2 separate regions of the Mus musculus genome follow, and region 2 is linked to region 1. The links are chromatin loops, found by intact Hi-C in ENCODE. Cell type or tissue: left cerebral cortex. All regions are shown on one strand.

Region 1 (5,000 bases):
GGGATTATGATAAATATAATTTATGGGGCTGGAGAGATGGTTCAGCAGGTAAGAGCACTCACTGGCTGTTCTTCCAGAGGTCCTGAGTTCAATTCCCAACAACCACATAGTGGTTCACAACCATCTATAATGGGATCTGATGCTCTCTTTTGGTGTGTCTGAAGACAGTGACAGTTAACTCATTTACAAAAAAAATAAATCTTTAAAAAGTCATGGGTTGCTATAACACTGCTCAAATGTTTAAAAAATATGTAACTTTGTGGCATTAATTATATCATGCTTTTTGATATACTGTTTATTCCTTTCATTTTAACACTGACACAAAAATATTTTTCTTTGTTTGAGACAGAGTTTCTCTACATAGCCCTAGCTATCCTGGAACTCAGTATGTAGGTCAGACTGGCCTTGAACTCATAGAGATCCACCTGCCTCTACCTCTGCCTCTCAAGTGCTAGGATTAAAGGCCACCATGCCTAGCTCTACACAAGAATATTAGAGAAAAAATTGGGAAATAGCAAAACAATGAATAAGAAAAAACACTAGTCATACATTAACACCCACTTGGTCTATGCTGGTCCTTGCTTGACATGGGTCTGCAGAAGGCTGATCTGTACTTCTTGTTTTCCGTGAGAATTTGATTTCTGAACACCTTCCTGACACTCATCATCTTTTCAAGTTTGTGGTGACCTATTGCCCTTCCAAGTTTTATACTCTCCTTCTCTTTGCCATTCTCGCATTTTTCCATTGGTGGACAAGATATCTGAATGCCTTAGTATTAAACAGCTGTTCATCTTTATCCGCTGGTCTTCCTTTAGTCAACTGGCAGTAGTAGATTGGTAAAAATCTAGATCGGGACTGTGGTGGCACAACCCATTTAATCCCAGCACTTGGGATCAAAGACAGAGGGCTCTCTGTGAGTTCAAGGCCAGCTTGTTCTACAGAGAGAGTTCCAGGGCTACTCAAACAAACCCTGTCTCAAAAAAAAGGCTTTTATTCCTAGTCATGATAGGTAACATGAATTAATAGTAGTAGTGTTATCTTGCTTGCTTTTTGTTTCAATAGTAGAATAAGTTTATGTAATATTTTAGGGATTACTGTGTAGATCAGCATGCATGAGACCGAAGCACCAAAACAAACATGTTATATAGTACAGCCTTGCAGCCATTGCTAAAGACTTTAATTACTCATGCCCAGTAAAGAACATGAAGATTAGAAATCTGATTTTAGGGTTAAGAAAAACTGAGCTTGGTGGTCCCTGCATCTGAGCCCATTGATACCTTATGAGGGTTGCCGTTGTCCCAGCAAGCTTGTGATACAGACAGACAGACAGACAGACAGACACACACACACACACACACACACACACACACACACACAAAGCAAGCATGTAAAGTAGTAGCTTTAGGCCCACTTCCTTCAGTAAAAATGATGTCTATTTGTAATTAATTTTAGAGAGTCTTTGGGGAAAAGTACATGGATTTTGCATTCCATATCCATGAGTCATATCTATGTATTGACCCAAATGTGGATTAAACAATTGTGAATTGTGTTTCTATCAAATGTGTGTCGGGGTGGGGTTGGGTGATGGTGTATAGTATATAGTGTATAGTGTATGTAGTATAGCAGCTACTTATATAGCATTTACATAGTCTTAGGTCTTATAAAGGAATCTAAAGGTCTGGGGAAGGAACACAGTTCAGTGGCAGAACATGTAAAGCCCTGGGTTTAATCCTTAGCTCCAGAACAAGTCATTAAGACATGCATAGGTAATATGCAAATATTATACCATTATATGAGGGGTTTGGGGATCTGCAGATTTTGGTATTCTTGAGGGTCCTAGAACCAGAGGCTTGACTGTAATGGTAGAACTGTAGTTTATCTGTGTTCTAACTGGGAGCGGGAACGGGGAGCACTTTTGAATTTCTGAAACCATCCTTGCAGTTGCTTTGAGACGTCTAATCTTTCTGTAGATCACCTCAGCATCTGTGAGGTTGGTGTCTCAAGAGCCCAAAGCTTTGGTCAGCGAGTGGAAAGAGCCTCAGGGCAAGAACATCAGTGTGGCCTCCTGTAACAGCAGCCAGGTGGTTGTTGCCGTGGGAAGGGCACTATATTACCTTCAGATCCACCCTCAGGAGCTCCGGCAAATCAGGTACAGGAGTGTCTTTATACTCTGTGTAGTATTCTTTGTTCTGTGGGGCATCTTGGGTCCCTGGGTTTCTTCCTCTGCTATATTCATTCCTCTTTGTTCAGCCACACAGAGATGGAACATGAAGTGGCATGCTTGGATATCACCCCATTAGGGGACAGCAATGGCCTCTCCCCACTTTGTGCCATTGGACTTTGGACAGACATCTCAGCTCGTATCCTGAAGCTCCCATCCTTTGAACTACTACACAAGGAGATGCTGGGTGGAGGTATGTGCTATTGGTATTTTGGGTTAAAATTCCAGTCAGGATGTGGAACGAGACTTTAAAGCTCCTCTTTCCCACAGAGATCATTCCTCGATCCATCCTGATGACCACTTTTGAGAGTAGCCACTACCTCCTTTGTGCCTTGGGAGATGGGGCTCTTTTCTACTTTGGGCTCAACATCGAGACAGGTGAGGAAAAACATTGAGTGTGGGTTCTTTCAGAAATAGGGAGTGTTGGTGGCTTTGAGCCTTAACCAAGCAGCTGTTGTCCTGTTTTCTTTCCTTCTTCTCATGCTGTTCTTTCTGCAGGTTTACTGAGTGACCGTAAAAAGGTGACTTTGGGCACCCAGCCCACGGTGTTGAGGACATTCCGTTCTCTTTCTACCACCAACGTCTTTGCTTGCTCTGACCGGCCCACTGTCATCTATAGCAGCAATCACAAGTTGGTCTTCTCCAATGTCAACCTCAAGGAGGTGAACTATATGTGTCCTCTCAACTCAGATGGCTATCCTGACAGGTGAGCCTGTTTTCTGTCTTAAGCAGGAGTCACTAACTGGAGACATCGTATTGCTTCTCCTACCCTCCTTAACTCTTCCCTACCCCATCCCATCCCACCCCTTATTCTAGGTTTCCCTCCAGTGTCCAAGTCAATAAATCACTGTGATGGGAAGTATCTCAGGGGTTTTTATTAGAAACATCTGAAAGCTTTTGCAGGGCTGAAAGTAGATGAGTGAGGTATTCTGAAAAGGACAGCATAGAGTTTTTGATTCCTCAGATTCTGAGGTTACTATGTTCTAGAATCTGTATATTTCAGGAATTTTTCAGGTGAATTACATGAGTGTTGGACAGGATCTTTTTGCGGGTATAATGTAGGGTATGACAAAGTTTCAGTCTGTAACATTGGCTGTAGAGAGCCACCTGCCTCTACCTCCCAAATGCTGGTCTTAAAGGTCTGTGCCACTGGGCATTTTACCTTAGGACCCCAGATTTAGTGATGAGTATGCACTCCCTGCTTCTCCTTCAGCAGCCATAGGGGAGGTGCTTGATAGCAATGTATTGCTAAAAGTTCTGAGGGGTTGCCAGCCAGTGAGTCCTTGGTGTGTTAGATTCACTCTCCTACCTAGACTTGTGATTCTCAACCTTGCCTGTACCTTAGCAAAAGCTGTTGTGCCTACCCAGACCAGTTATATAAGACTATCTTCATTGGTGGATCCCAGCATCAGAGTTAGGTCTTCCCAAATGAATGATGGTATGAGGTGGGGTTGAAACCCTGCTTTGCAGCAAGTTGGTGTCATTGTGTTTTGGGAGAATCCTTCCTTGTTAACTCACTCTAAACTGCATCCCTTCTTTTTATTTAGTCTGGCATTGGCCAATAACAGCACTCTCACCATTGGCACCATCGATGAGATCCAGAAGCTCCATATTCGCACAGTTCCCCTCTATGAGTCTCCCAGGTGAGTGCAGACCTGAGAAGCAGCAGAGGGAGTTGGCAGGTAGTATCTTAGACTTTTCTGAGTGGTACCATCGTCTCATGCTTGTTTTGCAGGAAGATCTGCTATCAGGAAGTGTCTCAGTGCTTTGGGGTCCTTTCCAGCCGCATTGAAGTCCAAGATAGCAGTGGAGGCACTACTGCTTTGAGGCCCAGTGCCAGCACCCAGGTGAGGACAGTGAGCAGAGAAGGATGGCAGTAGGAGTGAGCAGGCTTTCTTCATAGTGTGAAATAGGAAATAATCTGGCTTTGCAGGCTGAATGGACTTTGTCTCAACTACCACCTTTGTCATTGTAGCCTCAAAGAGTGCACTTAGCTGGGTTGCAGTAAAACTTTACGTAGAGAGTGCTAGAATACTTGACTACATTGAACAGATACTGGCTTCCATGCCCAGCACCACATAAACAACTTGAAACAACCTTCGTCCCAAACATAGCAGCTATTACTTGGTGACCTCACAAGCTTAGCAGTTTCTTCTTTTATGAGCTTGAATGCTCTGTACAATGTGTGTAGTTGACAGTAGAAAGGTATAATAGATAACAGTATGATAATTGAAACCCAGTAGAATTGGTTTTACGGTTTATTGCTAATCATTTGACCTTATCTGGGTAAAACTACCCTTCAGGGTTTTTTGTTTGTTTTTGTTTTGTTTTGTTTGGTCTGTGAAACAGGGTTATAATGATGTAACCTTCAGAGATACACATTAATTCTATGGAGATTGGTCGTGGATCATTTTCTTTCATTCCTGAGATACACATCTGATAGAATTAGCTTTCTTAATCCAGAGAACAGAGGTCTAGTTGTTTGCCTAAACGTAGATATGTGTGCTGTGCTTCTACAGTGCCTGAGGAGGTCCGATGAATATGTCAGATCCCCTGGAACTGGAGTTGTAGATGGCCTCTGTGGGTGCTGGATCCTCTGTAAGAGCAGCAAGTGTTCTTAACCGCTTAGCCATCTCTCCAGCCTTTAAACTTTGTTTTTATTTGAAATGACTGTTGATGGTAGAGTCTATCACTGTGTAGATTGCTTGGATTTATGTTTTCAGTTTTGCTTGATTGACTTTGTAACATTGCTGTAATCTTTAGATTTTGGGGCCAACAT
Region 2 (5,000 bases), 1.3 Mb after region 1:
CGCAGGTGCTAGGATTAAAGACATGCACCATCCTGTGCAACTGAGCTATATTTCTTAAACTGACCTGTCTTGCAGATGATGATTGGCAGGAAGCACATGAGCGCCTGGCTGAGTTGGAAGAGAAGCTACCTGTGGCAGCTGATGAACAAACAGGCAATGGAGAGAGAGATGAGATGGATTTGTTGGGTGACCATGAGGAGAATCTAGCAGAAAGGCTCAGTAAGATGGTGATTGAAAATGAGCTAGAAGATCCAGCTATCATGAGGGCAGTACAGACCAGGCCAGTTTTACAAGTAAGTTACTCTGATTTGGGAACTCACAATGGCTCAAATAACAACAGATTAATAATTAAAGTGCTGAGGTTTGTCATTTATTTTCTGTTTAATAATAGAATTGCATGTTCCATAGACAGTGGCTCACACCTGTAATCCCAGCACTAGGGAGGCTGGGGCATGCAGATAACTGTGGGTTGGAATTAGCCTAGATATTTAGCAAGGACAGCCTGGGCTCAGAACAAGACACTGTCTTATAAAAGAAAACAAATCAAAAGGTTGATAATTCCTGATATTGACAACTTTGTAGATGAAGTTGGGGAGTCATGTGTATTCTAGGACACTGTGGCATATTCCCCAGTAGTTCAGGTTCAAGTCTGAGAGCCACACCATTCTAGACCCTGTGTGTATGTTTTCCTTTTTTTGGCAGCCTCAACCAGGAAGTCTGAATTCCAGCATCTGGGATGGATCTGAAGTTCTGAGGCGAATCCGTGGACCACTACTTGCTCAGGTATTAAACATTCCTCTTTATGTAGAATGACTCATAGCTACAGATAAGTTGGCTCCTGTTTTCATCCTGTTCTTACTGTAATCGTATACAAGTATGCATCATCCACCAGGGTCACCTTGACTACTAGCGCTCCTTTCCTCAGCCTCAGGTTTTAAAGGCTGAAAGGGGGTTGCTAGAACTCACAGATGTCAGTGTATGATTTTAGTTAGTTAAAAATCTAGCCAAAACTGCACGTCAAGGACTGTGATGGGGCACAAAGCCAAGGGCTGATTTTAAAAGGTTAACGCAAAGGAATTTTATGGGAGTGATAAAATTGGTGTATGTACTTATTAAAAGTCAGAGAATTGTATACAAAAAGGATGACTTTTACTGAGTGTGAGTTAAAATTAAGATAATTTTTTAATGTATCTTTGGCATCTGTAGAGATTATTAAAACATCACAAGTAATTTCTCTGTATCGTTTTTAACCACTTCCTCAATCAGGAAATGCCTACAGTGTCTGTATTAGAGTATGCCTTGCCTCAGAGGCCCCTGCAGGGCCCAGAAGATGATCGGGACCTTTCTGAGCGAGCTTTACCAAGGCGGTCAACATCACCTATCATTGGAAGTCCTCCTGTTAGAGCCGTTCCTATAGGCACCCCACCTAAGCAGATGGCTGTTCCCAGCTTCAACCAACAGGTACCTTTCATTAACGTACACAGCCCAGGATATTGGGAATCTGGGCAAAATTATTTGGGATTCCGGGAGGAGGGTGGATGTTGTGGGTAGGCATTAAAAGAATAGCCAATTAGAGAAGTTAGTATAAATGAGACACATTCCCTAATACCATTTGCTGCTCCTGCTGCTGCTGCTGCTGCTACCTTTTAACTGGGGGAGAAAAGAGTAGCTAGCCACATTAGTACATATGTCCTTTTTTAAGTGTTTTACTGGCTGCCGGGTACATTAGCAGAAAGAATACTGAAAGCTGGGGGGAGTGGGAACACTCAGCATTGTCCACATCCCTTTTTACCTTTAAGATATCCCTGCTTTCCCTAGAGCCTGTGCAGTCCTGTTCCATAGACTTTCCTCCACCTGAAACCAGCAGCTGAAAAGGAAGGCCAATTTGGAAGGTATGGGGGGAGGGTGGTGTTGGTATGGCCTAGTTAGGCTCAATATCCTAAGAAATGGTGGAGTCACAATGTATCACAACATTGCTGAGCATGGCGGCCATATCACTGAGGCTTCAGAATAGGACTTAGTTAATCCTCCAGCTTTCTTATCATTCCTTCTCCCTCAATATAACCAAACCATATCCTCTTGGAGAAAATTTTCAAGTCAGAATGTCTGCTGGTACTTCCTCAGATAGCATGGAAGGGTGGGGATACTGGAGAATTAGCTAAATCATCTTCAGTTAGGATGAAACTGATTTGTGAGAGGAAGTGACCAGAGGTTCTCTTTTTGAATCCATAGCCAGAACAATTTGCTTAGAAGTAGGGTTTTTCATTGAGTTCTGTGTCTCTACCAGTACTTGAGGGGAGGGAGTGTAGGAAGGCAAAAGACTGATTTCATTGAATGTAGTTTTGTTTGTGTTTGTCCTAATAGATCCTGTGTCCGAAGCCTGTTCATGTTCGGCCCCCAATGCCGCCACGCTATCCTGCTCCCTATGGCGAGAGGATATCTCCAAACCAGCTCTGCAGTGTCCCGGTATGTCCCTTTACAACATAACAGGACTGTTTAATGTGAACTTCATGATCACCATTAGTGTGTATTGTGTAGTATGTACTAGATTATATGTATTTCTTGTAATCTCTTTTATTTTCTAGAATTTTCAGTCCCAAGATCAAAGGACAAAAGTTTACTTTGTCTCTTGTCACTTTAAGATTCTAAGTCCAGGGGCTGGAGAGATGGCTCAGTGGTTAAGAGCACCAACTGCTCTTCTGAAGGTCCTGAGTTCAAATCCCAGCAACCACATGGTGGCTCACAACCATCTGTAATGGAATCCAATGCCCTCTTCTGGTGTGTCTGAAGACAGCTACAGTGTCTTCATATAATAAATATAATAAATATTCATATAATATTATACTTACATATAATAAATAAATCTTTTTAAAAAAAAGATTCTAAGTCCAGCTTGGCATTGCTATATCTGCCTATAATCCTAGCAGACTGAGGCAAAAGCATTCCTAATTCCAGGCTAGCCTGGTCTTCATAGCAAGTGAGTTTCAAGCTGAGCTACTTAGCAAGACTCTTGTCTCAACAAAAGGAAAAAGCACAGAAAGATTCTAAGTTCATTTTAATCTTGGTTTCTGCTGCCTGAGCCTTTTATTCTACTGCTGTCTTTTTCCTGTTACACAGACATAGTATAGTGTTTCATAATTTCCAGCATTCTTTTCTGATATAAGAATCTCCAGCTTGGGAGTTTTTAATATCTAACTTTATACCAAATTTATACTGAGTTTGCTTAAAATTTTGATTTGCTTGTTCCATATTATGAACATAATATCCCCTTTTTGTGTCCTTAGAACTCCTCCCTCCTGGGCCACCCTTTTCCTCCTAATGTTCCTCCTGTACTTAGTCCCCTGCAGAGAGCACAGCTTCTTGGGGGAGCACAGGTAAGCCTACAGTTTGCTGAACCCATAAAGAATCCTGCTGTCCTAAGAGTCATTGCTTGACACCCTTTTCTTTCGCTGTTAGCCACTTGTCCCCCTGCCCCCTTTTTGTTTTCTCAAGTGAAGTTATTAATGGAAACTGCTTGCTTTTTGGTGGTGCATGCCTATGTTCCCAACACGTAGGAGGCTGAGTTAGGATTATACATGTGAGGCCATCCTGGGCTGTACAGGGAGTTCCCAAACATAAAGAGACCCTGTCACAAAGGTGGGTGAAGCCGGTGACGATTGCTAGTTCTTCTGTGTCAACGATCTTCTCCGTCTTTGCAGCTACAGCCTGGACGAATGTCTCCCAGCCAGTTTGCACGGGTCCCTGGGTTTGTTGGTAGCCCACTGGCTGCCATGAATCCTAAGTTGCTACAAGGGCGCGTTGGGCAGATGCTTCCCCCAGCACCAAGCTTCCGTGCCTTCTTTAGTGCTCCACCCCCCGCTACGCCACCTCCACAGCAGCATCCCCCTGGCCCAGGACCTCACCTACAAAACCTCAGGTATAAAACCATGCCTCTGATGATCGATTGTCAGCCCTCCCTTTTAGTTTTATATGGTAAAAGTTTCATAATCTCTCGTTTAGTTTTATAATGTAGACGTCTTGGGATACTTGTTGAGTACAGTATTTGGGAGTCCCCGGACCCTTGCGTTGTCAAGAGAACTGCTTGAGTCTTCAGGCTATACACTGCTCTCAGGAATGTCATGCTTCCTTTGCACGTGATCAATTATCTGCCGCTTTTACTTTTTCTGAAGTTTCACTTCATACCATTTTGCAAACACTCATGCAGTAAAATGCACAGTGCTCGTGACTGAAGAATTACCACAAATAATAGGTGGCAGCAGAAGCCAAGAGGCTAGCTGACCTCAGTGTCAGCTGAGTTGCTCGCTTCTACTTTTACTTGGTTTCTGCTTTGATAAAATTGTGTCTTATGTAAATCATAGCAATTTATGTTCTTAAGAGAAACATCAGTAGAACATACATAAATATGGGGAGAGTTAATTTTAGGCCAAGGAACTGACTGGCAAATTGGAAACCCATGTAGCAAACTAGAAACTAAGAGTCACGTTGCAATTTTGATCTTGAAGTATGTCAGCTAGATACTCAGCAGAACTTTATTTCCTGGTACTGTTTACTTCTGAATGACTTGTGGTTTGGGCTGTTAGGCTTCCCAGATTATAGAAGGCAGTTTCTTAAAGTCAATGGATATAAGTGTAAATGTCTACAAAATGATTTCATGGCAGCTTCCATACTAGGGTTTGGTTAAAGTTGAGTATCGTAGCTGGTCAGGTTGACATGTAAAATTAACTGCCACCCATATACTTCCTACATTATTCCCACAAAAAAATTAAAGCTAAATAATACATTTAAAAATTAGGAATGAAAAACCTGTATTGTTTTAGTACTAGTGCACGGAGTTTCATAGTTATCCTCTTGGGTTTGAGAATTGGTCATTGGGGAAAAAATATAAAAATATGCCTTTTCCTTCTAAAAGTTTGTTTATAATACACTGGCTGTCCCTTCAGTGAGCCAGTGTGAAGTTATCCTGCATTGACCGCCTTTTTTAAAATGAAGTCAATTAAGAT

Evidence for each region. A loop is a pair of places that touch in the nucleus more often than their neighbours do. Peaks named below come from ENCODE experiments on the same cell type or tissue, not always from the same donor. Only the 100,000 strongest peaks of a DNase experiment are listed, where the experiment ranks them.
Region 2: it touches region 1 in a loop (8-fold over the local background); 6 of 42 quality-filtered maps call a loop at or near these places.

Annotation. Positions count from the first base shown.
Region 1 is chr19:10,619,571-10,624,570 of GRCm38, forward strand. It overlaps Ddb1 (damage specific DNA binding protein 1), which reads left to right. Exons shown (of 27, transcript NM_015735.2): 13 at 1,971-2,149; 14 at 2,251-2,414; 15 at 2,492-2,599; 16 at 2,720-2,927; 17 at 3,769-3,864; 18 at 3,957-4,068. Among named protein-coding and RNA genes, the nearest start is that of Vwce, 12 kb to the right of the region's middle. In left cerebral cortex, no CTCF peak of the experiment used is centred here; no DNase peak of the experiment used is centred here.
Region 2 is chr19:11,920,103-11,925,102 of GRCm38, forward strand. Patl1 (protein associated with topoisomerase II homolog 1 (yeast)) reads left to right here. Exons shown (of 19, transcript NM_172635.3): 3 at 76-293; 4 at 703-783; 5 at 1,267-1,461; 6 at 2,365-2,466; 7 at 3,285-3,374; 8 at 3,699-3,916. It overlaps Mir6994 (microRNA 6994), which reads left to right and starts at 3,626; the gene lies at 3,626-3,698. In left cerebral cortex, no CTCF peak of the experiment used is centred here; no DNase peak of the experiment used is centred here.